Regions from separate parts of the Homo sapiens genome. Here region 2 is linked to region 1. A link is a loop called in an ENCODE intact Hi-C map of the cell type or tissue named here. Cell type or tissue: prostate gland. All regions are shown on one strand. Links, peaks and the distances in the headings refer to the core of each region. The heading gives the core; the rest is flanking DNA.

Evidence for each region. A loop is a pair of places that touch in the nucleus more often than their neighbours do. Peaks named below come from ENCODE experiments on the same cell type or tissue, not always from the same donor. Only the 100,000 strongest peaks of a DNase experiment are listed, where the experiment ranks them.
Region 2: it touches region 1 in a loop (4-fold over the local background); 31 of 110 quality-filtered maps call a loop at or near these places.

What each region holds. Positions count from the first base shown.
Region 1 is chr16:79,600,841-79,616,012 of GRCh38, reverse strand. LOC101928230 (a long non-coding RNA gene) reads right to left here and starts at 15,126. Exons shown (of 3, transcript NR_188556.1): 1 at 15,024-15,126; 2 at 13,663-13,966; 3 at 9,408-10,476. RefSeq lists enhancers at 9,642-9,811, 9,822-9,911, 15,067-15,172. In prostate gland, for the core only: no CTCF peak of the experiment used is centred there; a DNase peak (open chromatin) is centred at 5,978.
Region 2 is chr16:80,077,724-80,092,895 of GRCh38, reverse strand. All of the region lies in intron 2 of LOC105371357 (a long non-coding RNA gene), which reads right to left. LOC105371358 (a long non-coding RNA gene) reads left to right here. Exons shown (of 4, transcript XR_933777.4): 4 at 11,164-13,036. Among named protein-coding and RNA genes, the nearest start is that of LINC01228, 260 kb to the right of the region's middle. RefSeq lists a silencer at 8,096-8,165. In prostate gland, for the core only: a CTCF peak has its summit at 8,099 (motif pointing right); a DNase peak (open chromatin) is centred at 8,095.

The DNA of each region.
Region 1 (15,172 bases), core at 5,030-7,529:
AAATAACAAATAACATTGGTTCTTGTTACCAATAGGCTATTCCACATATATTCTAAGGGGTCCATGTGTCTAAGAGGCAAAAACATGTTAGTGTCTGGAAGATATTGCAGAGAAGCTCAAAAAGCCACCTTGTTTTAGTGTCCTTTTACATGTTCTCTGAAACTAGTAAAAAATGCTGTTGGACTGTACACCTAAAAATGGATGGATGGCTAGATGATGGATGGATGGATGAATATATGGAATGATATATGGATGAATAACAGGATTTTTTAATCCCTTTATCCCCCAGACTATTACAAAGCCTGACATACAACAAGCTTTTAATAAGTAAAGAACAGACATGTAGCTCTGATATCTTAATAATAGATCAGCTGGTCACTGGCCTTTCAAGACCTGGGCTTGGAGAAAATTCAACCGCATCTGACACATGTTGGTATCTGTTCATTCATCAAAACCTAGAGATTCTGATGTTGCATGCATGGCTTCATGTGTCTCATAAGAGCATGACCATTATATGGGGTAATTTGAAGAGCATTGCTACTCTAAGATACTTTCTGAAAACTCTACCACTAGTAGGATGAAATTCAGGAGCGGGGCAAGGAACCAATGAAAGCCTTCTTCCTTCCAAGTCTGTCATGAGAGGGTCTAGAGAAGAAAAATCCTGATACTCTGTCTGAGCACCCAAATTGCTTGCTCAAGTCACTCTCCTCTGCAGGCCTGATATGTCCCCATGTCCTGAATCCTTCCCAGATACAACGGAGGCTGACCCCTGACCAGGTGAAGCCTCATACAGGTCAAGTGTGTGATGAATTCTCGATTTCCAAATAAATTAACCTCAAACTCCCCATATACATGGAATGATGACACAAAAGGAACCACACTGAGACCACAAAATAAAAGCCTGGTGTTTGTGCCTGGTCTTGCACAGAAATCTGTTCCCTCTGGGGTTTGCATGAGTAGGTGGTTTTTAAAGGTAATACAAAGCCATAGTTACCACCAGGATTTTCATAGTCCCATAGAGGAAAAAGTCCTGTAATGTTGTATCTTCTTAGTGCTTTGTGCCTTGGAATGTTTTTCTCTCCCTCCTGGCCAAAACTTTTCTACAAAGTATCCCGGATCTACTCTCTTTCTCTGGTAGAATTTGAATCGATTTCATAGGAATTTACAGGACCCCTAGGAGCCAGGTGCTGGTTTGAGTTTGCTGGAACCAAGACACAGAGATTAAACATAAGGCTTCTGCTTCAAAACACTCGCAAAATCATGAGAGAAATAGGTAAGTAAGAAGACAGTGACAAAAGGGTGGCATGAGGAAGCCTTGTGATGGAAATGCCGTGTATCTTGACTGTGGAAATGCTGATTGTGATCACAGGAATTGATGCATGTGATAAGACTGCACAGAATGAAATCACACACACACAAGTGCATGTAAAACTGGTGAAATCTGTGTAAGTTGGGTACATTATAACAATGTCAATTTCCTGGTTGTGCTATTGCAGTCATTTTGCAAAATGTCAATGCTGGGAGAGAATGGGTGAAGGGTACACAGGAGCCGTCTGTATTATTCCTTACAACTGCACGTGAATCTACAATTACCCCAAAATTTAAAAAATTAAAATACATATATAATTACAATGTACAATCACCAATGCCATGCCAGTGGGCCCTGAGAGCAGAGTGGAGATACATCATCCCACTTAGATAAGAAAGTAGTAGTCAAAGAAGGGCCTCTCAAGGAAGGAGAGAAGTCTCAGCTATCAGTGTGAGTTAGCTAGGCTGAAAAGGTGGGGAGGAGGAAAGGATGCACCAGGCTGGAGGAAGCCCAGACCCGCAGGCACCATGGCTGGGTTGATAGTATGACCCTTGAGGCAGGTGAAAAGTGCAGTGTGGACAGCGTCCCTCACCCTGCCCCAGCAAGCCAGCTCTCCCACCATTCTGCTGCTACCTCCTTGGGCTCAGGCCACTCCTTTTAGACCTAAAATAAGGCCTGTTTTCATCTGTAACAGAACCCCCTTCTGCCTCCTCCCTTTTACAGGTCATTTGTTTGTTGAAGAAAGCAGAACATTCGTCTTAGAGAAGTTCCCAAATTATCCATTTGAATTATGGCTTCATAATAGGGTCTGCATCATTTCTCTATCGCCTGCATTTCCTGTAAGCTGGTAGTTTTACTATTACCATGACCATAATCATCATCACTATTACATTACTACCAAATCATCCCAATGTTATTGGAAAGGTAAAAATGTAGGCAATAGAGTGATAGCTTCTAGAAGTTTCATTTCTCTTTCAAATAACTTTTTTTTTTTTTTGAGATGGAGTCTCACTCTGTCGCCCAGGCTGGATGGAGTGCAGTGGCATGATCTCGGCTCACTGCAACCTCTGCCTCCTGGGTTCACGCCATTCTCCTGCCTCAGCCTCCCAAGTAGCTGAGAATACAGGCACCTGCCACCACGCCCGGTTAATTTTTTTGTATTTTTAGTAGAGATGGGGTTTCACTGTGTTAACCAGGATGGTCTCGATCTCCTGACCTTGTGATCCACCCGCCTCGGCCTCCCAAAGTGCTGGGATTACAGGCGTGAGCCACTGTGCCAGACCTCAAATAACTTTAAACCAAATCTTTCCTCCCCATGACATAGAAAATAGACAGCAACCTCATTGGTGCTTAAGTTTAGAAAGAGACTCTAGTACAAAGAGTATGTGCAGACTTGTGCAATGGCCAAGAAGAACCAGCACTGTAATTGCATTCAGCTCACAGAGTTTTTGGAAACAGATCTTTCTGACGGTAACTTCCAATAAAGTTGGTGGGTGTTACATTAATGACTAGACTCTTAGTCACCTCAAAGGAATGAAAATCAGATGACACCAGGATGGTGGAGGGAGGGGAGATATTAGCAATTCTGATTACAGATATGAATGTAATTTCAGGGGCGTTTTATAATTGCTTTTATGCTTTGATTAAGTGCCTCACGTAATACTGGGCTACAAGATGGGACGCTGGAGAGACACAAGGAAACCCAAGATTATTTACTAGCCTTAATGCCAGTGCCCTGAGAAGGCCGAAGAGGGCATATGTTTGATCATCAAATGCAACACAAAACCTTTACTTCTCAGCTTGCCCTGTGTGCTTTAACACTCACAAACAACCTGCAAACACACTGCTGCATATGTGTGTAGCAAATACCAGTTTACGGTTAGTTATAGAAATTCCCAAAGAATTAAGGGCATTTTCTAAAAAGGTTAAGGGGTGGAGGTGTCGGGGACTGGTAATAAGTCCAAAAGCTCTGTATCATCTGCATTTGCCATCTCATTCCTATTCCACCTGTCTGTAAAACAGATTTGCTCAGATCTTTTCTACCAGTGGAAAGGTTTTGGAAACAGTCCTTTCAAATAATGTCTGTCCAGTAAGATAGGCTTAAGGACACAGGTTCAGGCTAACATCTTTAAACACCCACCACCATTGGAAACCAGAGAACGAGACTTCTAGAAATTACAGTTCACCTGATTTTTCCTTTAACTTCCTCCTTTAATGATTTGCTATTCTTGTGAAACCAAAACAAACAAGAATGTTATAATAATGATGTTGCGATGACAGAAGCAATCTTCTTGGATCTAAGGATTCACACTGTGCCCATAAAATGAGTCACTTGGTCAGCTGGTCAACACTCACTCAACAGCTCCCTAAGACACACTCACAACAGATGTTTTAGGGATAGATACAAAGATGGACCATTTACCAGTGTTTGCCATGATACCATATGATATGATATGATATATGTTACTATATTATATAGTAATATACTATATTATATGATACTATACTATATCATATTACATTACATCGTAATATATTATATGTTACTTATCTGTTTTGTTACCTTTCATTTCTTGACTGGCTCCCTCCTACAATACATAATAAAGGAAAGGAGTTGTGTGTGCAAACTTTGCAGCCATGCCTGGATTTACATCTTGTACTACACCTGCTATGTGGCCCTGGAAAAGCCCTCTAAGGCAGTGCCTAAGGGGAAACTAAGGGGGTACCTTAGTAACATCCTCCATCAAATGTAAATAACAGCAGCACATATCTGATAGGGTTGCTGTGACAATCTGATAAGTTAAAACTAAGGGCAAGGCCCAGGTGAATATCATGTCTGAGTTGGCTGTTAGTAATGCTGCCATTTAATGCTGGGTTCCTCAGTGTCGCCCTGGGTGATGGCATTTCCATCACACTCAGACAGGCTCAGAGAATTCTCCAGGCCCCTGTCCCATACCATATCTGAGTCCAAGTCTCAGCCAATTAGATATTTCATCTCTTTGCCACAGGGGTGGGCTCGGGGATGAGCCTATAAGCAGTCAAATGAACTAGACCCATGCAACCCAAACCGCGACTTTGAGCGCCCTACTGGGGCCTCCAACTGACTCCCATGAACTCAGCATAGGAGGATTAAAGGCTGGAACTACTACAATTATCACACTCTTATGCAGAGCCCTGGTCTGGAGTCCACACAGATGGAAGGAAGCCAGTTCCAATGACACTATATGACCCCTGATCCCAACTAGTCCTGTCCCTAGATTTTGGGCCATGCAAGCCAATGAGAATCCTTTTTGCTTAAACAAATTCAGGTCAAATTTTGTTCACTTGCAACCCAAAGAGGCTGAATTGACATTCCATTATACAGATGAAGATAATGAGACTCAAAAAGCACGTCGAGAACTCTTCTAAGATCACACAATCAGCAAGGTGATACTCTACCTGTTGGATACATTGTGAGGCTCCCAAAGAGAGGTCGAACTACAACTGTGAGGATACAGGAATGAAAGGTAGGAGCGCAGGAGGGCTTCTGGAGCTGGGGGCTTAGTATTAGCATCAAACTTTTACTAATGGATGCCCGACACTCTGCTCTGAGCTTCAGGTGCAACGTCACATCTCATATGAGCTGTGCCTGGAAGAATGGGCATGATTTGGGTATGTGGAAATGAGGGCGGGCCTTGCATTCTTATCTGAAGCTTACAAAATAGTGTCTGTGTGCCTTGAAGTCCTGGGAAAAGCAGCTGTGACTCAAAGCTGCACCAGGGCTCTCTCTAGCAGCAGCAGGCAGTGCTGGAATAGGATGCCCCACTTACACTCAGCCACTTAATCCCAAGCCTCCCTTCCTCCAAAAACCAATCCCAGCAAGATTTGACTGCAGCCCACTTCAGTTCCAGAGCTCGCATATCTCAACCATGTTGTCCACTCAATGCCAGCTAAGGGATATAGGCTAATGAGTGAGCAAGATAAGCATCCTGGTAATTGAAAGATGGGCCAATCAGACTAGTGAGAGGCGAAGGTAAGAAGTGCTGTGTTGCAACACAGGAGCCAGCCACCCTGTCCCTTTCAAAGTCATGTTTTCTGGGACATTTGACAGGACATTCTGTGTAGGTTCAAGCCTCAAAAAAAGAAGCCAGGAATCAGACAGTGTGATCATGTTCACTGAAGAAACATTTATGGAGCGCTTACTGTATGCTGAGCTCTGTAGCAGGTGAAGGAGATGGAGAGATGAGAGGCGGTGTCCCTGGCTTTAAGCAGTTCACAGGTGGGTAGGAACTCCTGGGGCACTGTGAGGACTCAAACACAAACCAGCAGACAGAGTGGGCACCTGGCCTGCCTTGGGGGCCAGTGGGCAAAGAGAACACAAGTAAGGCTTTTAAGAGGAAATGCAAGACCTGAAGAAGAGTCAAAATTAGCCAGGAAATAAAGCAGAGGGCAGGGAAAGTGGGAAGAGGGAGCAAAATCGTGCAAAGACTTAGGAGAGAAGGAGAGAAAGAGGACAGGTTACGAGGTAAATACAACTTTAAGGCAGGAGCAGAGCAGAGAGAAGAGGGGAAACTATTGTTATTTCTCAAGTTCCTTCTATGCCCTGGGCCCCATACTGTAAAATGACGTGTATAGAGTGTGGGCAGAGTCCCTGGCACATGTTAACAGAGCCTGCTCTTTTGAGCGTTCGCTCGGGGCAGGCACCATGCCAAACACTTGGTATACATGCTCATCATGATCACAAGATTCCTGTCTACCTCTCACTAAGAAAAAGACGGGTTCAGAGAGGTCAGCTAATTTGCCCAAGGTCTTACACCTGGGGCAGAGCAGGATTTACATCCTCATTTTGGCATCAGGCACCTCCAGGGTATGTCTCCCTGCCCAGTGATCCTCCTCACTGTGCTGCCACCAAAGGCTCTGAACAATGTCAGCCTAAAACAACAGCATCCTCTGGCTTGGAGATGCAGGAGGGGTTGACTGTGCCATTCTGACCCTGCCTTGATGTGTCTGTTGTTTTGACCTCGAAATATTCCAGTGTGATATTCCAGCGTCTCTGATATTCCAACGTTGCCACCATGACCCATCAATGCTCCATGGCAGCCCGGGCATGCCAGCTTCCTTCTGTCTATGGGAGTCTGGTCCCTATTTATACCCACCCTATATTCAGCCTCAAATGGCTAGGAACATTCCTTCCATGCAAGCAGGTTTGTTTTTTACCGCTTCACGCAGCTCAGTCCATTTGCAGCCTGAAAAATGAGTTGAAGGAAGAGAGTGAAGGGCTTTGCTGAGGTCAGAGGGTGAATCAGAGGAGGACCCGGGTGCTGAACTCAGATGCTTTGTCTCCTGGCTGGTCCCTCTTCCCCAACCCCAACTGCCTGAGCTCACATCACTGTGACAGCAACCAAGCCTACCCCCTCATCAGCAGCTTCGAGCTGAGCTGAGAGTCAACGGTCGGTGACATTTTCCTGAAGGGTCCCCATCACTCCTTCCAATCTCTGAGGATCCCAGTCTGGGTCTGCTTCAAACAGCCAGAGCCATGCTTCCTCAGGCAGGACACAGACAGCAGGTCATAAATCACTCCTGGGCCGGTTCCTTCTCTCATTCCCAGATTTCTCTGAAAGGGGTCGAGGTGGGATCCTGGAACAGGAGATTCTGCAGCAGCATGCATATTTACACCACTGAGGGACTAGTTGCAGCTCAAAGGTGGACACTGAAACTCTGAACTCTTCTGTTGAAGAAAATGCCTCTGAGCCCCCTGGCTTCAAAATTGGCGTCAGGAAATGGCAGGGAAGTTGGTGATCTAAACCAGAGATAAAACAGGGAGGAAAGAGCTGATCTCAACTATGTTTTTATGTATACACACACACAGCTCTTCTGCTTAGCTTTTCTAGGTTACATTTATTTTTTATTAGTCTCTGAGATCCCAACTTTGGACAACAACTATGTATTTTGACAGGGCAAAGGTTTACAAAGACAAGGGCAGGTGTGAAATGTGACACAATTATCTAGTAATCTGTCTTCTCCAACAGAGAGCTTTGCCTACACCAAAAAAAAGTGAAGTTATTCCAGCCTGACCAATATGGTGAAATCCCATCTCTACTAAAAATATAAAACAAACAAACAAAAAAACAGTCAGGCATGGTGGTGGGTGCCTGTAGTCCCAGCTACTCGGGAGGCTGAGGCAACAGAATCACTTGAACCCGGCAGGCGGAGGTGGCAGTGAGCCGAGATCACACCACTGCACTCCAGCCTGGGAAACAGAGCGAGACTCTGTCTCAGAAAAAAAAAAAAAATAAGTGCGATTATTTTAGAATTGATTAGAAAGGTGTATGTAGGACTTCCAGATGGGGTCGTTTAGTTTAAAATAACTCCAATTACCAATTAGGCAGAGTCCATTTAAAATGTCCATTAGGGGACTTGAATGATTTGGTGTGTCACTGTGGAGTTCGGAGGGACAGTCTCCACTGAGATGCCACAGGGCTTTGTCCCTTCCAATGCTGTTATCAGCAACTCAGGGAAAGAGCAGGAAATTCAGAAAAGCTCCAATCATTTATGAGCTCCTCTGTGGCCCACACCATAGGAGACACTCCAGAAGCACAATCTCTAATCCTGACAATGCCAAATTTGCAGGTGACAGACCAGGCTCCGTGAGGCTAGGTCATATAAAAAGCACATCCATTTCATTTGCCACTGGTACTGAGCTGAAAAATAAATTAAAACTAGCTGATGGCACATTCTAGATCCAAACCGATTTAGACTAAACGTTAGATTTAGTCCCAGAACGGACTGAATCTAGGGACATGGAGCTTATGGAGGATTGCTATGAATTTCTGTGCTTGGGTTCAAAAACAAGCACACAAATCTAGGATGGGGGAAATGTGAGAAGAAAAAGCCTGGGCTTGAGTCCACTGTCCATGAATGATGAGTCACCAGTGTTAAGTGTCTGCCAGAGAGGCTGGTGAAATTGTGGGCTGTATTAGGAGCAGACAAACTGCAGCTTAAGGAGGTGGAATGTAGGTGCTCTCCTTAGGATGTGAGGCTCACACCTGGGTATCTGCATTCAGTTCTGAGACTTGAACCCTCAGAGGGCAGCAGGAACCAGGTGCACCCACCTGGGAGTTAGTAACCAGAAGGAGTTGGCACTTAAAACCAAAACATGTGTGGAAAAGTTAAAGACGCTGGCTATATTTTGAATGAAAAATGAAAAGCAGGGAAAGGGGGTCATGTTGGCTCTCTCCAACTTCCCAAAGACTCTGCGGCACAGAAGCACTTATTACACATGGCTTCATGAGTATATAAAATCAGGGCTAAGGTCTAGAAGAAGGGAGTATGACTTCGTGTTAAACAAGAGCTTTCTGGACAACCGCAAGAACTGTGGGAATATAGATGGTCATAATAGGAGGTAAAATTGAGATCATCCCGTCATTGGAGGTGATCAGGTACACCGAGTTGGAGTCATGTGTGGAGTTTTGTGGGCTCTGGGCACTTTGGCTTCTGTGGACCCTTTGTTCTACTAAAAAATATTTTAAATTGTATTTTACAACTGTGTTGGTATGATGACAGACATAATCCATGCTCTACTACATTCCTCTTGTACTTCTATTTTTAAAGTTTTTTAAAATGTTTTTGTGGACCCTTAGCAGTCTTGTGGGCCCCAAGAGAGGTGTCTGTTGGGCCCAGTGCAGAAGTTGTTCCTGAATGCTGCCAGCTCACCTAAAGCAGATTCAAGCTCCTATACCGGTTGGAAGGACGAGGTTAAGATCAGATCTCCAAACTTCCCCCGGTCTGAGGTTCCATTAGGCGAGTTCTGCCAAAGAAGACAGAAGTGCCCAACATCTCTTTCTGAGATTGTTAACATGAATGTGTTTTAAAGGGAGCACAAGTTAAAGAACTATGTACATGCTTCGATGCCATTCTGTAAAAAGTACCCACATATACCCCAACTATTACAGATGGTAACCCCCGAGACCAGGGTTTAAGGACTGGGGTGGAGATGAGGAGTAGCAGTTCTTTTATTGAATATCCTTCTATTTCTGTCCTGTTCAAATGTTTATATTTAATAAGGAGTATGTATCACTGTTATAAAGTTACTAAATAAAAAATATTAGCAGAAGGGCGATAAATTTTACTATAATTTTATTTTGAGTAGATGGGGAGGTAATATGCTATTCTTTGTCAGGTTAGGAACACTCCATTATGATGGGAGATGCTCCGAGGATGTCACGGAGCATGTCTGGTGTTTTCAGTGCACAGAAAAACACATCAGAGAGATCAGCAACACCCACGTTGCCACCAAGAACTAAGGTATAAAACAGGGCTGTAAGGGACCCCTTTCCTTAGGCATCAGCCAAACAAACTCAGAAACAGAAATTCAGAAGCCACCTGCACTGACATACTCATCCTGGTAATCACAGGCGTCTCTACATTTGGCCTGTATTTTCTAAAACTCTGTTTCTTTCCCAGGTCGAATGGCTGCTGAATGCCTTTGGAACAGGAGCTATGAATCACCCCGCCTCCAGGGCTAGGAAGGAGGGTGAAGAAACTTCACAGAGTTAGCACTACCGCACTACCGAGGAGCCTGTCCTCTGAGTTATCATGCATGAGAGACACAACCCGCATCAAGATCGCCCCCATATCAGTTCCCTTTTTCTGTTTCTGTTTTTCTGTTTATCAGTTCTGAGTTCACCACAATAAAAATCTTTGAAGGGCTGAATGCTTTTGAGACAAATTCCCTCACCGGTACAGGCTGTGAATAGGATGAAAAAGGATGACAGCAGAAGAACGAATCATAAAGCTGACCCTAAGTGAAGAAAAACAAAAATCTAAGGAGATGCCTATCCCCTGAAAAGGCAAAGTGGGGGGGCGGGGGAAGAAACCCAGGAAATCTATTGACTTAAAATGACAAGAGTGGGGAAAACAGGCTCCATCATCATTTTATAGCTCTGTCTATTGTCTAAAACCAAAAGGAGCCCTTTCATTCCCATGTTCATGCGTGTCAAAACTATATATTAAACACCTCCGGTCTGAGAGGCCGTGTTGGGTGTCTTTGTCAGGTGAAGAAAGAGAAGAAGGCTGGTACACCTTCCCAGGAATTCTCACTGAAGAAAACATCTGGATTTTTTACATCTCTTGTGCAAAACAAACAAAGATTTCATTAAGTGATGTATATTGTTTTCCAAGGAAGAAACCTGCAGAGACAAAAACAAATAAGCAAATAATTGAAACAAAAATATGATAAACCCCCAAATTCTTCCAGTGCTAATTTACTTGTTATCATGGTTCTCTACAAAGGCAGAGATCACTAATTACAGGTTTTTCCAGAATTCACATTTCACGTCAAGATCATCCAATCCAAACAGTGTACGGAAAGCCTAGGGCCTTCTTCACTTTGCCCCCTACCCCACCCTACACACACGCCCCCATCTAAATGATACCCTTGGAAAGAAACCTACACATCTCATTTGTCTATATTTTGCTTCCTCCCTCGCCTCCCGGTAACCAAATGTGAGTTGTTCTCTAACTGCACTGGAGAATCAGAATTTATTGTACATATGTTTGTGTTCCACTTAATAAAAAAACCTATATTTTAAGATAAACTTTGTTAGTAATTCATGAGGTAAGTGACTATTTATGCTAATCAGGCAGAAATATATTCTCAAGCATAATGCATTACATAAATTTGAATGTAAAATGTTCAATTATGAAGTAAATACAGGTAATGCAAATAATAAATTACCTCTAATAAAAATTATAAAAGATGTGCCTTGAAAGAGAGAGCGGCTTTAACTTACAACTGTGAATTGCTTAAAGAGAAAAGAATTAATAAATGCTGAATTACTCTGATGATTATTTAGCACATAATTCACCTATTCATAACGACTCCTAGTAATCAGACTGTTGTTTCACATCCTCCAACATGAGGCAAGACTGTTTCCTCAGCAATTTTGCCCTTATCAGATTATCTCGTCTGATTCTATTAATTTTCTTCCATGAATCTGCTAACAGTGATTTGTGATTTACTTACCCTGCTAACTGAAGACTGTTAAAAGGATTTATCTAACACTGGACCTAAGAACAGTGTACGCCTTATCGTTCAGTTACTCTGAAGAACTCTTTCTCAAATCAATTTAGTTGGTTTCATAGTGAAATTTAGTGGACACTGGTTAGTTCTGCCCCATAAAATCAGCCCCTAAACAAAGAGTCCAGACACCATACCTGATGCATCCCATTCTATTCAGATTATGGATGTCTGATTCCAACATGATATATTTGAGTTGCTATAACTCACAATCGGGGAAAATATATTCCTTTAAGCTTTTAATCTTTGTAATTTGGACATGAACAGGGGTTTTGTTTTTCATTTTTGCATGAAGTCATTATGTATGTACTGACGTGAAACTATAATTGTGTTTCTGATGTTACTGTGTCACAATATTCTATGCGATGTAACCCATGTCCTCCTCCCCCTCACAAATCTCCTATAAATATTCATTGCTTTCAAAAACTTTAATACTACTGGTCCGAATTGGTCAATAATGACAAATGCATGGTTTCTAAATTACTGTATATTGTTCTACAGAGATTACTAGAGTATATATAGCAAGGGGATGTTAAGCAGTAAGAAAACACAGTTCACATTGTATTTGGATTAGATTGGCTTGGATAGAAGTGAAACAAACAATGTTAGCAAAGAAGTCTAAAGACATGTGGCCCACTGTAATTGTACAGAATCAAAAACCTGAATAGTACTCATTAAAATGAGAGAGCTCAATTGTTATAAAAGAAATGCTGCTAACAGAGAACTGTAAATGTTTAGACACCCCTGTGAATCACTAAATAATAATGTAAAAAGGATAAAAATGAGAATTAAGTTATAAGCCTGAGAGCATTACTGCTACACATCTAAAAAAATAATTCTGATCCTCTCTTTTTTTTTTCCAAGAGAAAATGGGCGACTATAAAAGACCTTGCAATAAGAGAAATAAAAATACCATGTCTTCACAGCAGTGTACATAAATAAACCATAAAAATGTGCAGATAATAATATATTTAGCTGCCCAAACATGGGCATTTAATTTCTAGAAATGATATATAACAATGTAACAATTAGATACTCAGCCATGAATGTGTATGGCACAGTCTTCATCATTAGCAAACTTTGTGTATAAAATATTATTTATTATTTATTATAATACTGCTTTCAGAGGCAATGATCATACCTTACAGCTTTTAACACAAATATGATGCAAAAGGATTAAAAGTATATCATAAACAAACAATAAATTCTTTCTAAATACACTTAAATTCATATTTTACATGAAAAATATAAACTTCCTACATTTGTGACTACTGACTTTTAAAAAGACCTAGAAAACTATTGTTACGGGCAATGTTAAATGACATAATGCTTATGTAATGGAAAGTGTGGATTTTCCTCTAAATAAACTATAATCCCTTAACTTCATTACTAGGGAAAATATTGTTAAAGAGAAGGAAAGCAAGGGAATTCTGCTAGGTTGCATAAATATTGACATAATCTTCACTCTTTCTTCCCCAAACTGGTAATAGACATAGTTTATTCCACCCAACAAAATGCTCTTATAAGACCAAAACTACCCTTATTAACAACTTCTCTGCAGTCACGATGAAAAGAAACACTACTTGTCTGAAAAATACCGACAGCGCTGCCCTTTTCAGATTAGGGTGTGCCTACGAATCTTTTGGGAAGTCTTCCATTAAGGATTCCTGGGTTTGCTGAAACTGAAGTCTACTAGGATCAGAGAAATTAACACAGGTCTAATATGGTGCAAGGAACGAGTGAGAGACACCTGAGGTTATAAATAGCAAAGCATGCTGCGGGGTGGGGAAGACCATTCTGAAGTGCAATGTTCAAGACGCTGGCTTAATATATGACTAAGTGTCAGAAGTCAGGTTTTCTGAGAATTACTTTCCAGATAAACAACTTTATAGCACTGCACTTAATCTTACTTACTAGAGACATCTCATTTATCACTGAATTACAAGTAACTTTAATCCTATTGATATTGCCATAAAGCCCGTTGAAAATCCATCCTGGCACTTTTAAAGGGTTTGGGGCCCTGTTACATGGGGATCCTCTTGCAAAGGTCTCAGCCAGAAATTACACCCCGAGGGTGTCTGTATCCCCTGGCCTCTTTGTCAACAATCAAGGAGAAGAGGAGGGGCAAAAATGATCTCTGCATCTGCCAGCACTTTCTTCGGCCCCTTTCCTATAGGGTCGGGTTCTCCCACTTCAGTCAAACTAACTTTGTGTGTCTCTTTCCTCCTCCCACACTGGGTAACCAGCTGCTTTTCACTTCATCGACAAAACTGGACACGGATCAATTTCAACTGACCTTTGCCGAAAGGTGGCGCTGTTGAGGTAAAAACCAACTCGCTCCAACAATAGTTTCCACTCTTCGATCCTTTTGCAGGCTTTTCAGAATTTTTTTTTTTTTTTAATGCACCCTCCTAGCGTCTCCCCCTTCTCATAAAGTAAAATAAATACGATTAAAAACACCAAATGCATTTCATTAATTGAAGGAATCAACAGTCCCAACTTCTAAGCAGACGGGCTGGTCTTCCAAAGGCTGGGTCGGTTTCAGGAGCTTTCTCTCCAAATAAATCTCTGCTTCTTCGACTTGCCTATCGCTTTAAAATCTTAGAAACAGAGTTAGTTGTTGGTTTCCTTCTTTTTTCTTTTTCTTTTTTATTTCTTTTTTGCATAAACTTTTAGAGAATCAATCTAGAAATTTGAACTACTTATTAGCATTTGCAACTGGGGGTGGGGGGAGCAGCCTCCCCCACCCCACCCCCCACTCTGCGTTTCCGGACTAGTTCCAGAAACCGCGGTTTAAAATTTAACCCTTCGAGGGTAGCTGGTGAGGGCTGGGGTATTGTTTTTCCCCCTTGCTCCCTGCCACGATCAAGTCCGAAATAATTAAAGGAAACGTAAAAGTGCAAAGGGCGCGCCTGACCCTGATAAACAGAGGTCAGATTTCGTAAGGGGACGGGTGAGTGTGAGTGTGTGTGTGTTTGTGTGTGTGTGTGTAAGAGAGAGAGAGAGCGAGCGCGCAATATGAGTCTCAAAGGCCAAACTCCGGCCAGTCAGGAGCCGGAAGGCTGAGCCCGGCTGACCTGACTTTGAGCTTCCCCGGAGTTATCTCGCATAGGCGCTCGCTCTGTCCAAGGGCACGCGACGCCAGCGGGCAGCCGGTCTCCGTGAAGAATGGCCTCTAAACAACTTATTTTACCTCGTTGTAAAGAGAGGGATAAAATGGGCTTTCCCTCTCCACGGATGCCCAGCCTTCTGGGCAGGCGCATGGCCGGGCGGCGCCCAGCCCGCAGCCCCGATCCGGACACCCCACTGCATCCCTCCCTTCCCGGTCCCTTCCCCGCACGGGCGCCCGAGAGACGGACAAAGAGTTGGGGCCAAGTTTGAGCGCCGGGCACGGCCAGGCTCAGGGAAGGAAGGTCCCCGGCAGACACCTGGGTACCAGAGTTGGTGCGAGGAGGAAAAGCTGGGAGGCGAATTCACAATCCTGGGGGTGGAGGGCAGGCAGGGGAGGGGAATCAGGCCAATCCCAGCCGAGTGAGCCCCCAGCGAGCTGGGGCTCCGGATGGGAGGCCTGTCTCGCGCTCCAAAGAAAAGCAAACCGCCCTCCCAGGTCCGCCCGGATTGCCGAAGCCCCTCTGGAAAAACTCCTTCCCCTCTTACACCAAACTTTGCGCCGGGCCTCGTTCCCTCCCGGGTAGGCAGCGGCGCAGGAAGGGTTAAGCCAGCCCGTCCCAGCTGACAGTCAGCTGATTGGGCCCTGATTGACAGCTCCGAAAAGTTTCCTTGTTTCTATACTATTATGCTAATCG
Region 2 (15,172 bases), core at 6,587-9,086, 480 kb before region 1:
TAGCATCCAAGTAGTCTTTTCCCAGCTCTCCAGTCATTTTTAACACAGCCCTAAACGGGCTGAGTCATGAGTAGAGGATTGGTTCAGATATTCATTTCTGACATATTTGCTGTGCAGTTTACTCATGTCAGGCATTTTGAATTACTGGGAGTAATGAGAGAAAGAAGGTGCAGCCCCTCCCTGACACAGCCAGTGGCTGGGGTGGGGGAACAGATGTACATGCTAACTGATCATTAAACCACAAAGCCATGAATGCTGGGATAATCCACAAAAAGTGCTTAGAATACTGTCTGAGCACATGATAAGGGCTCAATTCATCTTGATTACTATTATGATCAATATAATTATTATTATTAAACACACAGGTTGCAATGGGAACATCAAGGATGGGTGGGTAGATGGGGGATGGCTCATTTTGCCTGGAAGCTCAGAGAAAACTTCACAGAGAGAAGGCGATATTTGAGTCTTGAAAAGATGAGAATATGGCCAAGTTCAGGAGAGGGAAAGTACATCCCAACGGTCAAAGAAATATGTACAAAAGCCTTGATATGAACATCTGACCCATGCTGAGATGTCTGCAGGCATTTTAGCAAGGCTACAATATGAAAGGGGGGTGTGTGTGTGTGTTTTAGTGGCTAAAGATGAAAATGAAAAGATGAGGGGATAAGAATCAGTTTGAGAAGGTGTTTGCTCTTCATTCTGAGGAGTTTGGATTTAAGTCTGATTACAATAGAAACATGGCCCATTTATAAAAATATATACATTGAAATAATAAAAAATCTCTGACCAATTGATTCCAATTCAAGAAGTCTATTCTTTTTTCATTAAGGAGTCTATCCTTATAGAGCAGAATTGTTGTATCAAAATGTTAGACAAAATCTGAATAGAGAGGAATTGTGGAGTAAATGTTGATACAGTTCTATAATACAATTATGTAATTATTAAGATTGATATTAAAGAACAGTATTAAGTAGCTTGGGAAAACTAAACCATGTGGCATCAACTGAAAATGTATAGAAATAAAACTGGCTATTAGAGGACTCTTAATTTTATTACAAACTATATTTGGCTAGACGATTAGAAGGCAATATTCTAAAAGGTTAGAGTCATTACCTGCGGGTGGAGGGATCATGGAAAATTTTTATTTTATTTTTTTGAACTTATTCCAATCAGGGAGAAGAAGGGGAAGGAATCTTGGGCCCCAGTAGAGAAATGAGGTAATCAGCCCACAGATTACAGGCGCCCCCACTGCCCAGGCTTGCTTAGGTAAACAAAGCAGCCAGGAAGCTCGAACTGGGTGGAGCCCACCACAGCTCAAGGAGGCCTGCCTGCCTCTGTAGGCTCCACCTCTGGGGGCAGGGCACAGACAAACAAAAAGACAGCAGTAACCTCTGCAGACTTAAATGTCCCTGTCTGACAGCTTTGAAGAGAGCAGTGGTTCTCCCAGCACGCAGCTGGAGATCTGAGAATGGGCAGACTGCCTCCTCAAGTGGGTCCCTGACCCCTGACCCCCGAGCAGCCTAACTGGGAGTCACCCCCCAGCAGGGGGAACACTGACACCTCACACGGCAGGGTATTCCAACAGACCTGCAGCTGAGGGTCCTGTCTGTTAGAAGGAAAACTAACAAACAGAAAGGACATCCACACCAAAAACCCATCTGTACATCACCATCATCAAAGACCAAAAGTAGATAAAACCACAAAGATGGGGAAAAAACAGAACAGAAAAACTGGAAACTCTAAAACGCACAGTGCCTCTCCTCCTCCAAAGGAATGCAGTTCCTCACCAGCAATGGAACAAAGGTGGATGGAGAAGGACTTTGACGAGCTGAGAGAAGAAGGCTTCAGACGATCAAATTACTCTGAGCTATGGGAGGACATTCAAACCAAAGGCAAAGAAGTTGAAAACTCTGAAAAAAATTTAGAAGAATGTACAACTAGAATAACCAATACAGAGAAGTGCTTAAAGGAGCTGATGGAGCTGAAAACCAAGGCTCGAGAACTACGTGAAGAATGCAGAAGCCTCAGCAGCCGATGTGATCAACTGGAAGAAAGGGTATCAGTGATTGAAGATCAAATGAATGAAATGAAGCGAGAAGGGAAGTTTAGAGAAAAAAGAATAAAAAGAAACGAACAAAGCCTCCAAGAAATATGGGACTATGTGAAAAGACCAAATCTACGTCTGATTGGTGTACCTGAAAGTGATGGGGAGAATGGAACCAAGTTGGAAAACACTCTGCAGGATATTATGCAGGAGAACTTCCCCAATCTAGCAAGGCAGGCCAACGTTCAGATTCAGGAAATACAGAGAACGCCACAAAGATACTCCTCGAGAAGAGCAACTCCAAGACACATAATTGTCAGATTCACCAAAGTTAAAATGAAGGAAAAAATGTTAAGGGCAGCCAGAGAGAAAGGTCGGGTTACCCTCAAAGGGAAGCCCATCAGACTAACAGCGGATCTCTCGGCAGAAACCCTACAAGCCAGAAGAGAGTGGGGGCCAATATTCAGCATTCTTAAAGAAAAGAATTTTCAACCCAGAATTTCATATCCAGCCAAACTAAGCTTCATAAGTGAAGGAGAAATAAAATACTCTACAGACAAGCAAATGCTGAGAGATTTTGTCACCAGCAGGCCTGCCCTAAAAGAGCTCCTGAAGGAAGTGCTAAACATGGAAAGGAACAACTGGTACTAGCCGCTGCAAAATCATGCCAAAATGTAAAGACCATCGAGACTAGGAAGAAACTGCATCAACTAACGAGCAAAATCACCAGCTAACATCATAATGACAGGATCAAATTCACACATAACACTATTAACTTTAAATGTAAATGGACTAAATGCTCCAATTAAAAGACACACACTGGCAAATTGGATAAAGAGTCAAGACCCATCAGTGTGCTTTATTCAGGAAACCCATCGCACGTGCAGAGACACACATAGGCTCAAAATAAAAGGATGGAGGAAGATCTACCAAGCAAATGGAAAACAAAAAAAGGCAGGGGTTGCAATCCTAGTCTCTGATAAAACAGACTTTAAACCAACAAAGATCAAAAGAGACAAAGAAGGCCATTACATAATGGTAAAGGGATCAATTCAACAAGAAGAGCTAACTATCCTAAATATATATGCACCCAATACAGGAGCACCCAGATTCATAAAGCAAGTCCTGAGTGACCTACAAAGAGACTTAGACTCCCACACATTAATAATGGGAGACTTTAACACCCCACTGTCAACATTAGACAGATCAACGAGACAGAAAGTCAACAAGGATACCCAGGAATTGAACTCAGCTCTGCACCAAGCAGACCTAATAGACATCTACAGAACTCTCCACCCCAAATCAACAGAATATACATTTTTTTCAGCACCACACCACACCTATTCCAACATTGACCACATACTTGGAAATAAAGCTCTCCTCAGCAAATGTAAAAGAACAGAAATTATAACAAACTATCTCTCAGACCACAGTGCAATCAAACTAGAACTCAGGATTAAGAATCTCACTCAAAACCGCTCAACTACATGGAAACTGAACAACCTGCTCCTGAATGACTACTGGATACATAACGAAATGAAGGCAGAAATAAAGATGTTCTTTGAAACCAACGAGAACAAAGACACAACATACCAGAATCTCTGGGACACATTCAAAGCAGTGTGTAGAGGGAAATTTATAGCACTAAATGCCACAAGAGAAAGCAGGAAAGATCCAAAATTGACACCCTAACATCACAATTAAAAGAACTAGAAAAGCAAGAGCAAACACATTCAAAAGCTAGCAGAAGGCAAGAAATAACTAAAATCAGAGCAGAACTGAAGGAAATAGAGACACAAAAAACCCTTCAAAAAATTAATGAATCCAGGAGCTGGTTTTTTGAAAGGATCAACAAAAGTGATAGACTGCTAGCAAGACTAATAAAGAAAAAAAGAGAGAAGAATCAAATAGACGCAATAAAAAATGATAAAGGGGATATCACCACTGATCCCACGGAAATACAAACTACCATCAGAGAATACTATAAACACCTCTATGCAAATAAACTAGAAAATCTACAAGAAATGGATAAATTCCTGGACACATACACTCTCCCAAGACTAAACCAGGAAGAAGTTGAATCTCCGAATAGACCAATAACAGGAGCTGAAATTGTGGCAATAATCAATAGTTTACCAACAAAAAGAGTCCAGGACCAGATGGATTCACAGCCGAATTCTATCAGAGGTACAAGGAGGAACTGGTACCATTCCTTCTGAAACTATTACAATCAATAGAAAAAGAGGGAATCCTCCCTAACTCATTTTATGAGGCCAGCATCATTCTGATACCCAAGCCGGGCAGAGACACAACCAAAAAAGAGAATTTTAGACCAATATCCTTGATGAACATTGATGCAAAAATCCTCAATAAAATACTGGCAAAACGAATCCAGCAGCACATCAAAAAGCTTATCCACCACGATCAAGTGGGCTTCATCCCTGGGATGCAAGGCTGGTTCAACATACGCAAATCAATAAATGTAATCCAGCATATAAACAGAGCCAAAGACAAAAACCACATGATTATCTCAATAGATGCAGAAAAAGCCTTTGACAAAATTCAACGACCCTTCATGCTAAAAACTCTCAATAAATTAGGTATTGATGGGACGTATTTCAAAATAATAAGAGCTATCTATGACAAACCCACAGCCAATATCATACTGAATGGGCAAAAACTGGAAGCATTCCCTTTGAAAACTGGCACAAGACAGGGATGCCCTCTCTCAGCACTCCTATTCAACGTAGTGTTGGAAGTTCTGGCCAGGGCAATCAGGCAGGAGAAGGAAATAAAGGGTATTCAACTGGGAAAAGAGGAAGTCAAATTGTCCGTGTTTGCAGATGACATGATTGTATATCTAGAAAACCCCATCGTCTCAGCCCAAAATCTCCTTAAGCCGAAAGGCAACTTCAGCAAAGTCTCAGGATACAAAATCAATGTACAAAAATCACAAGCATTGTTATACACCAATAACAGACAAACAGAGAGCCAAATCATGCATGATTGAACTCCCATTCACCATTGCTTCAAAGAGAATAAAATACCTAGGAATCCAACTTACAAGGGATGTGAAGGACCTCTTCAAGGAGAACTACAAACCACTGCTCAAGGAAATAAAAGAGGATACAAACAAATGGAAGAACATTCCATGCTCATGGGTAGGAAGAATCAATATCGTGAAAATGGCCATACTGCCCAAGGTAACTTACAGATTCAATGCCATCCCCATAAAGCTACCAATGACTTTCTTCACAGAATTGGAAAAAGCTACTTTAAAGTTCATATGGAAACAATAAAGAGCCCGCATCACCAAGGCAATCCTAAGCCAAAAGAACAAAGCTGGAGGCATCACACTACCTGACTTCAAACTATACTACAAGGCTACAGTAACCAAAACAGCATGGTACTGGTACCAAAACAGAGATATAGACAAATGGAACAGAACAGAGCCCTCAGAAATAATGCCATATATCTACAACTATCTGATCTTGGACAAACCTGAGAAAAACAAGCAATGGGGAAAGGATTCCCTATTTAATAAATGGTGCTGGGAAAACTGGCTAGCCATATGTAGAAAGCTGAAACTGGATCCCTTCCTTACACCTTATACAAAAATCAATTCAAGATGGATTAAAGACTTAAACGCTAGACCTAAAGGCATAAAAACCGTAGTAGAAAACCTAGGCATCACCATTCAGGACATAGGCATGGGCAAGGACTTCATGTCCACAACACCAAAAGCAATGGCAACAGAAGCCAAAATTGACAAATGGGATCTAATTAAACTAAAGAGCTTCTGCACAGCAAAAGAAACTACCATCAGAGTGAACAGGCAACCTACAAAATGGGAGAAAATTTTCACAACCTACTCATCTGACAAAGGGCTAATATCCAGAATCTACAATGAACTCAAACAAATTTACAAGAAAAAAACAAACAACCCCATCAAAAAGTGGGCAAAGGACATGAACAGACACTTCTCAAAAGAAGACATTTACACAGCCAAAAAACACATGAAAAAATGCTCATCATCACTGGCCATCAGAGAAATGCAAATCAAAACCACAATGAGATACCACCTCACACCAGTTAGAATGGCAATCATTAAAAAGTCAGGAAACAACAGGTGCTGGAGAGGATGTGGAGAAACAGGAACACTTTTACACTGTTGGTGGGACTGTAAACTAGTTCAACCATTGTGGAAGTCAGTGTGGCGATTCCTCAGGGATCTAGAACTAGAAATACCATTTGAACCAGCCATCCCATTACTGGGTATATACCCAAAGGACTATAAATCATGCTGCTATAAAGACACATGCACACGTATGTTTATTGTGGCATTATTCACAATAGCAAAGACTTGGAACCAACCCAAATGTCCAACAATGATAGACTGGATTAAGAAAATGTGGCACATATACACCATGGAATGCTATGCAGCCATAAAAAATGGAGAGTTCATGTCCTTTGTAGGGACATGGATGAGATTGGAAATCATCATTCTCAGTAAACGATCACAAGAACAAAAAACCAAACACCGCATATTCTCACTCATAGGTGGGAATTGAACAATGAGATCACATGGACACAGGAAGGGGAATATCACACTCTGGGGACTGTGGTGGGGTGGGGGGAGGGGGGAGGGATAGCACTGGGAGATATACCTAATGCTAGATGACGAGTTAGTGGGTGCAGTGCACCAGCATGGCACATGTATACATATGTAACTAACCTGCACAATGTGCACATGTACCCTAAAACTTAAAGTATAAAAAAAAAAAAAAAAGAAAGAAAGAAAGATCATCTAAGATTAACAAACACATAAATCCTAGATGTAGTAATGGAATCTGGGTCAGTCTAGCTTCAGAGCCCATGAGTACAACCAATGGACACTGTCCATTGCAAGAGTTTTTCGTTTGTAACCAACATCAGTCTCTTAACCAGGTATCACTGCATCTATCCTCATCATAACTGGTGAGAGAGTCAGGACCCACAATAAGGTATCCATTTCCGGAATGAAGGCAGTGAGGTACTGAGATCCATTTATTCACTCATCAAATATTTGAGTGTTTGTTGAATGAGTACAGTGGGCAAAATGCCACATTTGGTAATGAGGATGACAATACTTATGGTCTTAGACTAGAACCTGTTAAAGTGTTCCTAAGGCTTGATGACATGTTAAGTGGGACCAGTGTCCTTAGTGCTGGCCTGAGTGCCAAGTTCTGTGTTCCCCTTGGCCATCTGTATGGGAGTCTTGTCATCTAATAGAGAAACCTCTGAACATGCTATGTCTCCTTTGACGGATCCCTTCCTCCTCTGAGCCTCCCTCTCTCACTAAAGAACAATAAGGCTGCATTCAATAATTTCCAAAGTCTTTCCAGTTTTCAGGTATAATTCCGCATCCCACCTTAAAAAAAATATGGTTTCTTATGACACAGAGGGAAAGACTAAATCACACAAATGAAACAATGAGTGAGAAAAGTGACATCACATGTATGAATCAATTTGTATTCAGTTCAAAAACAGGCAAAACTAACCTATGGAGCTAGAAATCAAGATACTCATTACCCTTGGAGCAGAGGGTAACTGTAAGAGTGAAAGAAGGATGCTCCTTTAGGGACCAGATGCATTCTGGGTTTTAATGTGAGTGCTGTTTCCACCTGTATATTCACTTTGATGTTTTGCCAACCTGTATTTTTGCCAATTTGGGCTCTTTTATTTATGTCTTTAAAAATACCTTCATAAAATAAATTCAAACAGAATCTAAAGAGAGTGGTAGGGTAGGAAGTGCTTCTGGCGGCATCAGAAAGAGGTCAGGAGCTCCTGACTTACTTTGTGACCAAGGCAAGTCAACTCACCTTCCCTGAGCTGTGGGAGGTCACTCAGGGCAACCGCCTTATTTTACAGATGAATGCCAGAAGGTCTACGCAATCAGCACTGGGTGGCTTTTCCCACTTCTGAGCTTGGATGGGTAGAGGACAGGCTGTGCCTGCAGCATATACCCTGGAGCCTGGAGGCCTTGGAAGGAGCACACTATCCTGAGTATTCAACAGGTGGCAGTCTTTGCTCAGTGTCAAGATGCTTTGGGTCCGCAGGGCTGCTTTTTAAAGGCAGAATTAGCTAGGACGCTAATCTTGAGGAGAAAGGTTTCTCTATTTCCCGGGGTGGGGGTCTTATCCCAGGAGGTCCCAACTCAAATATTCCTGCTCCTAGCCATTCTATTTAGGGTTCTCAGTTCTTCCAGGAGGAGCCTGAGACAGGAGGCTCCCCAAACCCCATTCTATGGAGCAGTTTGCCCCAGCCATTGAGCCTGCCTCTACTGGGGGTCATGGGCCTCACTCAGGGTCTTCCTTCTTGGGGGTATATCTTTGAAAACAAGAGAGAGAGAATTTTCTGGGAACCTGGGTGAATGCTCCAACAGAGAAGGGAGTGTGAATATTTCATTAAGGTGGCTCGAGGTATTACACAACATTACAAAACCAAGTGTGTTGGCAGGAATCTGACAAGCACATTTAAATGGGTGAAAATAGCAGGAAAAGAGGCCCAGAGTGGGGAAAGACTCAGGGAAGGCCTCTGTAGGGCCCTGAAGGGAGGGACCAGCCCTTTAGGGTCTCCTGCCAGGTCTATGTGAAGTAGCCTCCATCACCATCTGCCCTCACCCCAAGCGCATTCCAAGGTGACGGTGCACTCGGTAATGGCAGGACAGGGGTGACATTCAGCAGCTCACGAACTTCTACCCTCAGACTGGGTAGTTCTGGAGGATGGGGAGTTCTCACGCAATACCTCCTTGGTTTTGACCTCTCAAAAGGGCTGGAAGAGGCTTAAAACTCAGAGCTACTCCAGGAGGCTGCCCTAGAGTCTCAGATGTCTGGATTAAGTGATAGTCGAGGCTGGAAAAATATACTGAGACCTATTTGTTAAGGTTGTTGTGAGGTTGGGGTATACCATGGGGTTCAACGCTTCTCTCTAGTTGATGGACAAGAAGGAACAAAGGCCTCTTTATTTAAAGCATTGAAGATTTTCTCCTCTGTGTCGTATCTCATCATGTTTTCTTCTATAAAACAAGCCTATTTCTGCGGAGATAATGAAAAGAATAATATAAAAACATGCATTGAACTATTATAGGACCAGATACTCTACTAACTTTGCACTTCTTATTTTTTTTATAAAGCACTGAAGTACAAACTATTACTATCCCCATTTTACAGATGAGAACATAGAGGCTTAGAGAGGTTAAATAACTTGCCTAAAGTCATGCTCCTAGTAGATGTCAAAAAGGAATTGAAATCTAGGCCTGTTTGAATCCAGAGCCCACATACTTTATCTTTCTTGGTTGGAGAATGTGTCAAAAACCTCCCTGAATTTTTCAACTCACTCATAATCCAAGGGAGGTGTGGTGGAGGGGAATTCATGGAACAAGACAAAGAGTAAAGACATTGGAACAAGAGAAAACCTGGGTCATTTATAAAGTATGTCTCTTGTTCTGAGCACTTGGGAAAGCAACTTTACTGTGCAGAGCCTCTGTTTTCTCTAGTTGCTGTGAAAATGAATTGAAGAACTATCTGTAATGTGACAAACCTGTTATCTGGCATGAAATAGATATTCAATTAATGTTAAAGCCCTTCTTTTCTTCCAGCTTCCCTGCACCTGACTAGCTAGATCTAATTATCTTACAGGGTTGGTTCCTTCTTCCCAGGAAGAGTTTCCTCAGAGAGACTGCAACTGATGACTCTAAACCAGAGCTATGTAACTGTTGGATGTTCTCTGCCTGCACCTTGAACTCCCATCTCAATACTTAATTACATTGTACTGTACATTGTTTAATTATTTATATTTCCCTCTATGACTGACAACTTGATGTGGCAGAAAATGTGTCTACCTGGTTCACTATGGACTCCCAAACTAGTAGTAGAGAGACTAAAATGTTAGAGTACTAAATAAATATCTGTGGATGGATGGGTGGATGGATGAATAGGTGAATGGATGGATGGAATGATGGATGGATAAATGTATGGATGGAAGGATGAATAAAATGGAAGGATAGGTTAATGAACGGGTGGATGAATGGATGAGGAGGCCGGGGATGGAAAGACAGATGGATAGATGAATGGATGGAGAAATGAATGGATGGACTGATGAATGAATGGATGGATGGGTGGAAGTATGGATGAAATGGATTGATAGATAAATGGACAAATGGATAGACAGCTGGATAGATGAATGGATGGAAAAATGGATGGATGGGTGGTTAGATGAATGGATGAAATAGATTGATCACTGGATATAAAGGATGGTCTGCTTAAGTATCTCAATTTATAACATTGTGTCTATCTCACATGTATACACACCGGTGTTTTGGGGAATGTTGTCTGTTTACTATTAATTCCTTGGCTTTTATCATTGTAGGGATGCTTTTCCTAGGCAGAAGCAACACCCAAGGCTCTCTCTGCCTAAACAGATAAGAGCCATTCTCCAGTCCAAACCCACAAACAAAAGCATTTTCTAGATGTTTTTCTTCACATACTTCTAGGAAAAAAAAATCTCGCTGACAAGAGAGGATGCCAAACTCAATCACTCATTACAATGACTGTCCTCCACTCAGGAAGAGGGGCTGCTGACTTTTGAAAACTTAGATTTTTTTTTTTACAGTGTTGATAGGAAAGAGGGGAACTGATAGCCACTGATAACCAGGCTGTTAATTGCTCTGCTTATCAGAAGACGGTCTTTCATTGCCATGTGTATATGGGGAGCAGGTCGTTCAAAAGGCAAAGCAGTATGTGTGTGAGCAATGATCCTGTGGCTTGGCAGTGACAGGGTCCTAGGGGAGAGGCCAGGGTTCAGGGAGGAGTGAGGGAGGGCAGGGCCAGTGGAATACTCTCAGGTTAATCTGTTCTTACCAACGGCACGTTTCTCCAATACACATACTCCACGTACTTGAACTTAATAACCTTGGAAAGCACAGTAGTAGCTTAAATCTGTTGGGCTGTAAGCAGATTCCAGTGTTCTTGATTCAGCTTGACCAGAGATAAATCCTGGTGGGTCTCAGAGCGCAGGATGTCCTCGCCTTTGTGTCCCCTCCTTCCACCGGTCACACTCTTCCCCTTCTATTTTTGTAGGTGTCATTCAGGAGCTCTCTTCATGCCCACAATATTCCCCCTTCTAATTGAATTCTCAAAGTAGAATCAGATCAATACAGAACCCTGAAGGTATCGTGATTGAGAAGGCTCTCAGCTGCACCTGCTACTGGAATTATACCTGTGATCAGAAGCTCCTGTTTTTATTTCGACAAAGAAATGGAATTCATAAAATAGAGTAACAGACTGCCCCATAAAGGAGAGTATGGTGGTGAACTCTCAAGAACTATTGCAATTATTTCCTAGAAGGAAGGAGATACAGAAATATAAGAAACGAATGCAAAGAAGGCAAGGAGAGCAAAAAAGAACAGGAGGAAGGAAGAGTGAAAGGATGAAGAAGAGAGAAGAATATAGTGTTCATTGAGTATCTGCTCAAATTAAGGATAAAGCCACATGTTTTCGTAAATTTTCTCTAATATCCATAGCAATCTAGTATCCATAGCCAAACAAATAAGTGACTTCCACTTAACAAAGGAACTGAAGCCCAAAAAAGTTAATATGGACGAGTCACACAGCAACTGGGATTGAAGCTGAATAAATCTAGCTCCAAGGCATTCTCTTGTAGGCTGCTCTTCTCATGTCTGCTAGGATTACATGGGTCAAGCACAACCCTGTCAGGTTTCAGTGATCAGAAGGACAGAACCTTGCTGTTAGACAGAAACTAGGGTCTCTATACTGGGCCAACTCCTTGTTCTCAAACTCAGGAGCTGGAATTGCCAGACCTTGGAACCAGCTGACTGGAGACTGTGTCCCCATTAAAGGAAATGTCCAGGATTTCATTTCATGTTATGTCCCCCCCCACCGCCCCACCTCTTCCTCCTTAGTGCTTTCTTTCTCTCTGATATCAGCTCTGCTACAGTTTGAGGCAAGGGTTGGGACTAGAATTGTAGTTTTTTGAATCTCAGTGTGGTTGCTTTTGGTACTTGTTGAGGCCTCCATGTAGTCAAATTCATTATCGTATATAAAGTTACAATTAAGAGTTGGAAATAATATATGAAGATCAGATGGAGGATGTGAGGCTACAAATCCCTGACATCTACCTCTACATAGCTAATCTGTGAAATGGGATTATCATGGTATGATGTGTCCAGAGCGGTCCTCATTATGTCATCCTTTCAGTCTATTAGTAAGATGTTTTGAAGGCATTACTAGAAAGCATTCAGTAGATATAAACTATATGACCCTAGAAAGGAATTCACATGCCTGGTACATTGAACAATCATCACTGAGGTTGCTCAATAGGGCTGATAAGGACTCCAGGGAAATAAGCTAGCATAGGTGTAGGGGTAAGGGAACTGAAGTCAGTGTGCTTGACTCTATGTTCCAGCTTTGACTAAATTTCCTGGTTCTTCATTTTCTCAGTTTTAAAACAAATGAAGATGATAAAAAAGAGCTTTCTTATGGCCATTCTCTGCCTAATACTTCATGTCCCATAACAGCAGCTCTGAGCAAGTATCTAGCTCCCTTAGAGTTTTTTGATGGCCTCCTTTGATGCTCCCTGCTATTCTTGGGATAAACCCTAAAGTCTTGAGGTGATCTGTGGGGTTCCTTCTTCTCTGTGCCCTAGCTATCTTTGAGCCTCAGTTTTTATTTGCTTCCCCCTTCTACCCTCAGGTTTGTCATGCTGCCTTATGGGCAGGGCCCCTGTGCCTGAATCCCCACCTCACCTACCTCTTCCTGCTTAGTGCTTTCTTTCTCTCTGATATCAGGTCTGCTACACTTTTCTAAGGAAAGCAGTTCTGACCCTTTTATGCATGTCAATTCTCCTTCTGTTATATGTCTTATTTACCACATAACTCTTGGAATCATTTTATTATGTTGCTGTTGATTTGTGAGTTACCTTTTTTTTTTTAAAAAAAAGAGCATAACAATAAACTCCATAAGGTTTGAGATCAAATTGTTTTTATGTTGTTCATTTTGTCTCTACTGATGACCTGTGATAGAGTCAGATATTTGTTGAATGAATGAATGAATGGACAGATTGGGGGAGGCATGGAAGGAGGTATGGAGGAAAGTAGAGAAAGAGGGAGGGGGGGGGAGGGAGGAAAAGACAGAGAGATGGAGGGAGGAATGATCACCAGATGGAGCTGACTTTTCTCTGAGAAGATATTTATAGTCAATTACAAATGAGTGGACCAGTCAGATGTGATCCTATTTCTTCATGTGGGATATATAAAGATGTGATATAACTCCTTTAAATTTCTTCAAATTCCCCGAGACTAAGACCCCAAGGAAGCACCCCTAGGGTGCTTGAAGCCCTGAAGGGGAGGTTCCATTCTTTCTGAGCTCTGGCAACTGGGCTGTGGACATTATTTATTACCAGAGAACTGCTAGCTTGTAAGATGCTCATCCCCTGCCACGTTTATTATATACTTTTTTGATCAAACTGTAAACCAACAAGAGAGTGCTTAGCAATCATTAACAGCTGTTCTTGGAAGAGGACTAGATCATATACTGGTACATTTTACAATGTTCACCCTGGCCACTGACTGTTCCACCTCTGTGGCCATGCATGTCCTCTGTAGCTGGACATATCACAAACAAGCCTCCTGGCTAAAATCAGAAAGGGAAGGAGCAAGAAGCGTGCGAGAAAGAGCCAAAAAACAATTTACTCCCTATAAAGTTGCTGAGCAGCTTGAGGCCACTGCATTTTGGTTTGCTGCTAAGTGAATATGTAACTACTTTATATATTTCAACAAAATTAAACTTAAACCTACAGAATTAGGTTTATTAATTTCTGTCAGGGCACAATGGGGGAATAAGAATGGCCATTCATTATGGACACACAATTACTGGAGACAAAAATGAAGCCCAGCACTATTAAGTATAATAAAAATGTTGAACACTGAGGAAATTTTCATTAAATATAATCTATTCTTTATATTACTACACTTAATCCTTGCTGTCTACTCCTCTGTTTTTCTCCAACCTATTTAATTTTATTACTTAACTTTTTATAAATGTTTCTTAATATAATTATGATTAAATATTTGGGAGGAGAGAAGAACCTTAGTCTCTTAAAAAAGAAGAAGAAAGGAAGAAGAAAGCTCTTTCCTTCTTCAGTCCTATGATAGTGAAAAATGATGTTTTTTGAAAAAAATAAGTACTAAGTGGGATTTTATTGTTGGGGCAAGGCTGGAACATGAGAGAAGGGAAGGCAATAAATAAGAAAAAAGAAGCACTGATCAGCAATTGTAGTAAGCTCTTAATATTACACTTTAAATAAAAGTCCATTGCCTTACTAAAAGTGTCTGTGAATATTTGCATGGCCAAACCATGTAATTAAAAGATGGGCCTAGCTGATGTTATTGCTTGTGCTACATGGAAACATTTGTGATTCAAGCATTTATTTTTTTAAGCCAGGATAGATTCCCCTGCTAGAAAGCTTTCTCTTTTTTTTTTGAGAATGAACCCTCCATTCTGCTCTCTATAGGAAGAAAGTGGAGGGTTAAGTATTAAGACGTTGTGGTGTCTCAGGCAAACTCTCCAAACTTCTAAAAACCAGAAGGAAAGCTGGTCATGTGGCCATGAGCAGGGGGATAGTGGGACATTAAATGGGAAGCAGTACAAATTCAATTTTATTTGCCAAAAGGTAGTCACTGTGCTTTCAAGCTTCTTAGCGGACATATTGTGTAGCATGGTCTTATGTATTTTTTTGATACATAATAATCACACGTATTTATGGGGTGCATGTGATATTTTGATTCATGCATACAATGCATTTTTAAAACACAGCTCAGTTAGGAAGTAGCAATTATATAAGCATGGGACTTAGGGATATTGAAATGAAACAGTGACTCACACTTATGCCAATTAATGACTGCTTTAATGACTACATTCAGAACAGAGGGGTCCTGGTCTCATGGCCATTCACCTCAGGAGTCCAGTTCCGGGCACCACAAGTTTAGTTTTAAAAGTTGTCTCTTTTCTACATTTTCAAGCTGTGCAAGAAGAAAAATCAAGCTTTTACCATTAGTTTCTCTGTCACACA